Linked DNA regions of Homo sapiens: region 1 is linked to region 2. A link is an interaction called in ENCODE POLR2A ChIA-PET data of the cell type or tissue named here. Cell type or tissue: OCI-LY7. All regions are shown on one strand. Region 1 overlaps RASGRF1 (Ras protein specific guanine nucleotide releasing factor 1). Region 2 overlaps MORF4L1 (mortality factor 4 like 1).

What was found. Peaks named below come from ENCODE experiments on the same cell type or tissue, not always from the same donor. Only the 100,000 strongest peaks of a DNase experiment are listed, where the experiment ranks them.
Region 1: POLR2A ChIA-PET joins it to region 2 with 10 read pairs; 8 of 35 experiments call an interaction of 5 or more read pairs at or near these places.

The regions. Positions count from the first base shown.
Region 1 is chr15:78,981,425-78,985,424 of GRCh38, reverse strand. It overlaps RASGRF1 (Ras protein specific guanine nucleotide releasing factor 1), which reads left to right. Exons shown (of 27, transcript NM_001145648.3): 23 at 221-418. LOC100129540 (a long non-coding RNA gene) reads right to left here. Exons shown (of 2, transcript NR_148998.1): 2 at 1-963. Among named protein-coding and RNA genes, the nearest start is that of CTSH, 38 kb to the right of the region's middle. In OCI-LY7, no CTCF peak of the experiment used is centred here; no DNase peak of the experiment used is centred here.
Region 2 is chr15:78,877,080-78,881,079 of GRCh38, reverse strand. It overlaps MORF4L1 (mortality factor 4 like 1), which reads right to left. Exons shown (of 12, transcript NM_006791.4): 2 at 2,821-2,867; 3 at 501-568. Among named protein-coding and RNA genes, the nearest start is that of MORF4L1, 6.2 kb to the right of the region's middle. In OCI-LY7, no CTCF peak of the experiment used is centred here; a DNase peak (open chromatin) is centred at 1,899; H3K4me3 peaks cover 1,970 bases.

The sequences.
Region 1 (4,000 bases), 100 kb before region 2:
GTATTTTCTAATTGATTATTGCTAATGTATATATAAACTTTTCATTTTTGTATATTGAACCTTTAGCCAGCAACCCTAGCAAGCTCTGTTAGTTGTTCTCGTAGTTTTCCAATTCCTTCTTGTATTTTCAAGCAGGCAATCATATCTGCAAATAGTGACCATTTATCATCTTTGCAATACTTACTCCTCTTTTTCCCTGTCTTATTGCATCGGCTTAAAGATCAGTAACTTGATTGCTTCAGAAATCATCCGCAATGAGGACATCAACGCCAGGGTGAGCGCCATCGAGAAGTGGGTGGCCGTAGCTGACATATGCCGCTGCCTCCACAACTACAATGCCGTACTGGAGATCACCTCGTCCATGAACCGCAGTGCAATCTTCCGGCTCAAAAAGACGTGGCTCAAAGTCTCTAAGCAGGTGCGGGCAGGAGGCTGGCACCACTGCCTCCCTGGGGCTGGATTGGGGCTAGGGCAGGAAGACCCGTGGGCTGGCCACTGGGCATCCACAAGTGGGCAAAGTACTGGGCTGAGGTCTAACACTCCCAGGTAAAACAGAATAGCTTCCCCTATATCACCTGGGACCAGATAGCAGGCCCACAGATATGGCAGTGAGACCTGGACTGTAATCCCCACTTGAGTAATTAATACCTCAAAGTGGAAAGAATATGATGGTGATTATTGGTCCCAACATTTTTCTTCTGGAGTTGGGGCAAGAGTGGTGGCTTTATGGGGATCTGCAGGGCAGCTGAGACAGTGGTCAGATGACCCTTCCATCAGAGGACCCTTCCATCGGAGGACCCTTCCGTCAGAGGACACTTCCGTCAGATGATCCTGCAAGCCCCTTCCCAGGATTCTAATTTCACCTGCGCTTCTGGCCACAGAGAGTTAGCTGCTTCCTGGAACGTGTTGGCTAGTTGATCACCTTAAATGTGTGCTCAATCCCTCTTCACTCAGAACATGAACCTGAAAAGCCATAAACATAAAACATGAACATAAAACCATAAGATAGATTCTTCCTCAGGAATGAAGTTGCCTGCATTGGGGTCAGGAGGGACCAGCACTCCTTATAGGAGAGGACAATGAGGCACTTGGACCACTTCCTTGGTGCACTTGGTGGATGCCCCCACCCCAGCCTGCATGTGTGCAGGAGGCCAGACAAGCACCCCCAGTAGACAGGGCAAGCCCCCAAGCACAATCCCTTGGCAGCAGTGTCTGTCATCCTGACGCTGGGTGGGCTGTGTGGGACCCAGTGGCTCCAAGGGCCCTGTCTCATCTGGACCACTCTGGACTTGCATACTGTGTCCCCCTCATTGTTCTCTTTATCACCTGCTCCTCACTACCCTCCTCATGTCAATGGCAGGTCATGATTCCACCCACCAAGCAGACGACATGTCCATAATCCTCCCTACTTAGCAGCCAAACTCATCTGGGACATCTCTGCTACCCTTCCCTCACCTTCTGGTCACTCCAGCCCCTGATGACAGCAGGACTACAGAACATGCAGGGACACCCCATTACAACCCAGTGGGATTGGGCCTCTTGCTTCTTGGCACACAGAGATGCCAGGCTTAGGGCCAAGGACCGTGAAAGATGCTACTCTTGTTTGTGGGCTCCAGGAAAGAGCAGAGCTCAGGAGCACAGGAGCTCAGAGCTGCAGGCACATCTAGCCAAACATGGTACATGCTGTCATGAACTCGTGGAGGCAAGTGTTGAGCAAGGCTCTGCAAAACCTCCAAGTCACCCAACCTCGTTTGGCTTGTCAAGGTTCAGGCAGGGCCCTTGCCACAGTCTGGGGGCCCATTCCAAGTAAATCTCTCTCTCCTTCTCCCCTGTTCTTGGGAATGACATCATCTTTTCCAGAGGCCCTGCAGACCAGGCTTCAGTTTCCCACCCCACTTAGGCTTCCTGGAACCCACACTCCTTGCATTTCTTGGTCTTGCTCTCCTGCATTGCCCTCCTCATGGAGTTGGGAGGGAATGAGTTTGGCCATCCTGAAATCTTCTGTTCTCTACAGAGAGTGCAAATCAAGGACAGTCAGTGGTCAGGGCATGTGATTCAGCCTGTGTTCTAGGATGTCATTCTGGACCTAGGGTCAGCTGGCCTGGTCCAAAAATCAAAAATACCTTTGGCACCACATGAGATCTCCACCCTCTATGCAGTCTGGACCCAGCTGTCTTCTGCAGCCCCCAGCCGTGTAAGAGTTGTGTGTCTGCACAGCACCTGGCCCCAGGAGCTTCTGGAAGTTCCTGGCCATGGCCTGCTCGGCATCTGCCAGAGGCAGTTCATTCTCTCTCTACAGGCGTCCCATGGACACTGGAGACCCTCTAAAATGGCCACGTTTCTTAGATGGCCTGAACTGTAACCTCAGCAGCCAGTTTTTACTGCTCACTTAAATGTGCTCACCATAGCAGAAAAGCATTATGTCCAAGTCTGGTTCAGCCCCTGGCAAGCGTCAGGCAGTTGGATTTCATTTGGGACTTTTCATTTCCCCTTTCTTCTTTTAACCCCTCTCCCCATCCTCTTTGGGGAAAAAAAAAACCCAAGAGACGATCTGATGATGATACTCTTCCATACGACAGTACAATGACTAACGTGGATTTGTGTGTCGCCTCTCCTGGGGATCGCTGTACTTTAGTGGAGACAAAAGCCTCGCCTTGGCTAACAATCGATTTTGGCCTCTCTGGGAGGGAACATTCTTGTCCAGCCAGAAGTCCTCTGCTTGGTGAACAGGAAGTGATGGAATTTAGGAGACCACAAAATCATCTTTCTTCCTGACACTGACTCCAAGGGTCCTTGCTTGGTTCCTGCTTTCAATCCCATATTCCAAGGGCCCCCCATTTCTGCCTGCTGGTGTCCACACTCTAACAGAGACACCCAAGATCCCAGAGGCTTGGTATCCCATGGAGCATCACAGGATAGAAGCTCCTGGCCCAGCTAGAAGATGCTTGAACTGCTTCAACTTGGAACATACTTTTTAAGCAGCAGCTGAGAAAATTCTGTGGCTTCCCAGGCCATAGAGCTCCTTCCTGGAGACAGCATGACAACCCAAAGAGGAGCATCCATACACAGCAAGCACGGGGATGTGGAGGAAGTTAAAAACGTGCCCAGCCCAGAGCCACAAATTGGTTCCAGAATATCTTCTGCACATTTTCACAGCCTCAGAGTACGGTGACACTTCATCTAGAACTGCATGGCCACTGGGACCTCCTGATCAAGCTTCTGTGTCTTCCACAATTCTAGAGTATCTGAGCTAGTATTGCCTTAGGGAACACCTGGACTTACCCTCCCATTTTCCAGATGGGGACACTGAGGCCCATAAAGGCAAGAGGAGTGGTGATTTGCCAGTCGGCATGCCAGGGATAGGTGACAGAGGCTGGGGAGGCCCTAGGTTTCCTGACTCAGCCCCCGCCTCTGACCTCAAGCCGTATCAGGTCATTCCTCTGCAGGTGGATGGAGAAGAAAAGGAAGGAGGGTGCTGCTCTGGAAAGGGGCAAGTGCAGGAGGGAAGCTGAGACTCTGGAACGGAGGTGGGCCAGGGCATCCAGCCTTTGCCAGTCATCGGACAGCAGACATCTCAAGTGAAAGCAGAATCATCTGCCTTGACTCCGTGTGGTGTGTGCTATTCTGCTGCATGTCTCTTTCACCAGATCCAGAATACAGCTGTGCTCTGAACAGGATTAGTCCACACCAGGTGGCGAGGCTTTTTCTACTTGTTGATAAGGCATGGAACTGAATGGTACGCTCAGCCCTTCTTTCCCCTTGAAGAGCACACACAGATCTCTTCCTGTCAGAATGGAGACTTAGATTGTCCTTCTCAGTAGACAAATTTCTCAGCAGAAATCTGACCCCAAGATTGGGCGTGTGCTTGGCCTCCGGGGCCTGTGTCCCCTCCAGGCTGACTAGGGCTCTGGTGGCGTGACGTACCGCTGTGCTCCCGCGGTTTCTCAGCCACATTCTGAATCTTGAGGAACAGAGCTGCAAAGGAAGTCTCTAACCTATC
Region 2 (4,000 bases):
GTTTCCAAAGTTCAGAATATGGACTGGTAAATTCTGTCTTTATTTCCCAATCAAGCAACCTTTATCCTTTCCCCTTTTCTAGACAGAAAACCCAACTAGTTTTTTTTAGCACAGCTGCTTGAAATAACATATATAATCAACATGTTTGTGGTAAGGCCAAATAATTCAGGCCATCCTAAAAATGTACCAAAACCAGGAAAAAAAAAAAAACAGAAAAATGTGATTGCCACATTCAACCAGAATAATTGATTGACTATATGACTAATAGATATTACACTAGAACATAACAAATATTCCCAAGATCCAAGTATATTTAAATTAAAATGGCTCAGTACCCTAATTTCTAATAGTTTTGTCATACTACAAATGATTCACCTTTGCTTCAATATGTACTATATTACATTAAAACTGCAGAATTGAAAAGCATATGCTTGCTAAGCCAGTCAGTGACACAAGCTATCTTGTTAATTACAAATAGAATTGTAAGATCTAATACTCACTTTTTATTCCAACCACTGTAATGTATGAAGTATTTCACTTGTTTGTCCTTTATGGCAACCTTTACACACTGAAATTCAAAAAAAAAATAATAATTCACTTAGAAATTTTTTAAAGACACTACCTTTTCAAATCATCCTTCAAAGACACTCTACACAAGCTTTATGGTGGCCTAAACAGAATGACTAAGAACACTAAGCTTGTAGAATACTCAAGTTACAAAACTGAAGATTAGTCACAAAAGGTCCAACAAAGCTGAGAACCACAAGCATAAAAGGTCACCTTAAATCTTTAATCAATGGATTACAAAAGCTATCCAAGGACAGCTAATGAAAGCTATGCTTGTGTCTTCTCAGTCTAATCAGCCAGGAGCTATATTTATTTCAAAAGCAAATTCCTCTAAAGCAAAGTCTTTAAACTATATTATAAAAAAACTTCATTAGCTTATGAAAGGCAGTAAATGGACCTGTTTCTGAAAAGTTAGTTTAAACAACTTGTAAAGCAATGAATTAAAAATATTTCACTTTTCTTAAAAGCAGCCAGACAAAAGGAATTACTAGAGGCAAGTCATTAACTATGACAAGTGATGACTATCTGGTTTTGGATTTAAAAGTCTTTAAGAGAAAACCAAAATAACCACAACAGTTTAATTTGTTTCAATAGCTTCAATTCGAAAATTGTTCACCAGAGTGTCAGGTGCCAGGAGAAAAATCAGCCAGTTTAGTAGAGTTTGCCAAACGTTGATACAACAATAACAACATTCAGGGATAAAAACGATTAACAGGACATAATTTTTTTTTTTTTTTTTGGTAGAGACAGTCTTGCTATCTTGCCCAGACTGATCTCAAACTCCTGACCTCAAGTGATCCTCCTGCTTTGGCTCCCCAAAGCCCTGGGATTACAGGCTTGTACGTCACAGCCCCTGGCCATGAGTCGTAATTTAGCACTTACAAACATTATATCATTAAGATGTATGTACGTATACATATACTTAGAAATTCCTGACCATCTCCATACATCCAAATTCAGTCATTTTAGGATTTCTTTTTTAAGAGACAGTCTCCCAAGGGGCAATGGCTCACACCTCTAATCCCAACACTTTGGGAGGCCGAGGCAGGTGGATCACGAGGTCAGGAGTTCAAGACCAGCCTGGTCAACATGGTGAAACCCCGTCTCTACTAAAACTACAAAAATTAGCCAGGTGTGGTGGCTGGTGCCTGTAATCCCAGCTACTCGGGAGGCTGAGGCAGGAGAATTGCTTCAACCCGGGAGGGGGACGTCACAGTGAGCCAAGATCGCACCACTGCACTCCAGCCTGGGCGACAGAGCAATACTGTCTTGGGGGGCGGGGCGGGGCGGGGAGCATAAAAATAAAGAGAGAGAGAGTCTCGCTTGGTTGCCCAAACTGGCCTTGAACTCCTGGGCTCAAGCAATCCTCTAGCCTCAGCCTTCTGAGTAGCTGAAACTACATGCATGTGCCACCGCGTTTGGCTCTTTAGAACTTTAAAAATACACTTCTGTGTATTTAGAACACAGGAAAAAAAAAAGTAGTGAAAATGGCTAATATTTAGTCAGAAATGTCTGACACTTTAAGGCTATTTTCAGACACATATAGCATAAAACTACTCACCAAGAATTTATGCAGAAATTACATAAATTAAACATTATACTGTTTTGTATTTTACGGGCTCATTTTTGGAGCTACGACTGTTTAAGGTATAGTCAAGTCTTAAATATTTGTACTAAAAAAGTTATCAGAAACAAAATACTGAAACTTTTTTTTACTTTGGAATGCATTCTCCTGCTTACCTTCAGCTAAATGTAAAATCAGTTTTTATAACTTGAGCACACCCTGATACAAAGGGGGCCTCCCAGAATACAAACTTTGCCAGACAAATCAACAATCAACAGTTAAATGTACTTATTTTTAATATTGGCTTTTACCTTTAACCTAATATAATTAGCTCAATGCTTACTCAGCATATATTACTTTTAAAAGTAACTTCAGCAATGTTTTCTCACCAAGTCATTAACCACAAAATGCTCTTTGTTCCCACAGCCCATCTTCCCCTTCTAACATTCCCCTCAAATGCTACTTCCAGATGAGTAAGAAAAGTGGAAGAGAGTAGCAATGTTTTAATTCATTTGAGCCACTAAGCAAAACAATAAGAATCTCAGAAAGATGAAGAAATTTATTAACTACGAACCTAAAAAAGGCAACTCTCTTACTGAGGCAACAACAAAATACTGTACTTGTATATTAAATGGCCAGATCTAACCAGTAGTTTTGGCCAACTTCTCAAAAGAAAACAAGTTTCATACCTTTGCTTCATAAAGAAGAGGCCCATGAAAGCACAGCACTCGCTCACCTGTAAAGGGAGAAAAAGTACTGAATTGTAATTTCTTCTCATATATAAAAAGATTAACATCTTAGAGAGTCATCACACTTTTATTAAGGTATTCCTAGCCAAATTAGGAAAAATGAGGACGGGTATACAGAGCACCACTTTGGCTCAAACTTCAACTATACCCTACGACAAAAACACGTTGGTATCCGATGGTAAAAACAAAAACAATTCATTAGCAGGTCAATCTACTTAAATAATCAAATCATCTATCACCTGTTAAGCACATAAGCGGACTCTCCTGCAAAGCTGTCGAGGTTGGTTGGTTGGTTGGTTTTAACTATATATCTGAAAATACAGTTTTTTAAATGCTTTCCTCATCTGTTTTTCTAAGTTGAGGACCTTTACTCTCCACTTGTATCTCTGCTTCCAACCCTTTTACTCAGTGAAATATCGTACAAATTAAAATATCAATATGCATCAGAGATTGGCTGGATTAAGGGGTCTCACTATGTTCATTCTTCAAATGTGGAATGATGTTCTAGGTGCTAAGTTGCTTCAATGAACAAAGAAATGAGACAATAAAGCCTAACCTTTGGAACGTAACAGTCTACGTTGAGCCTACTTCAAGACTAAAGAAAATGTCAGGACCTGGAAGTCTTGGAAGCAATTCTAGGCAGTACCTCAGATTACATTTGAGTGTAGCTTGAAAGATTTTGCACACATTATTTTCAGTCCACTTGGTTTCAAAAGACCCATGGACAACTGAAATATCCAAGAATGTCAGCTCTTTTTTAGCTCTAAAATTAAAAGAGCAGGCGGGGCGAGGTGGCTCACGCCTGTAATCCCATCACTTAGGGAGGCCGAGGTGGCTGGATCACCTGAGGTCAGGAGTTTGAGACCAGCCTGGCCAACAGGCGAAACCCTGTCTCTTCTAAAAATACAAAAATCAGCCAGGCATGGTGGTGTGTGCCTGTAATCCCAGCTATTCGGGAGGCTGAGGCACGAGAATCGCTTGAACCCGGGAGGTGGAGGTTGCAGTGAGCTAAGATCTTGTCACCGCACTCCAGCCTGGGTGAGAAGGAGCCGCCCTCTCAAAAAAAAAAAAAAAAAAAAAAAAAAATCAGCCGGGCGTGGTGATGTGCACCTTCAGTCCC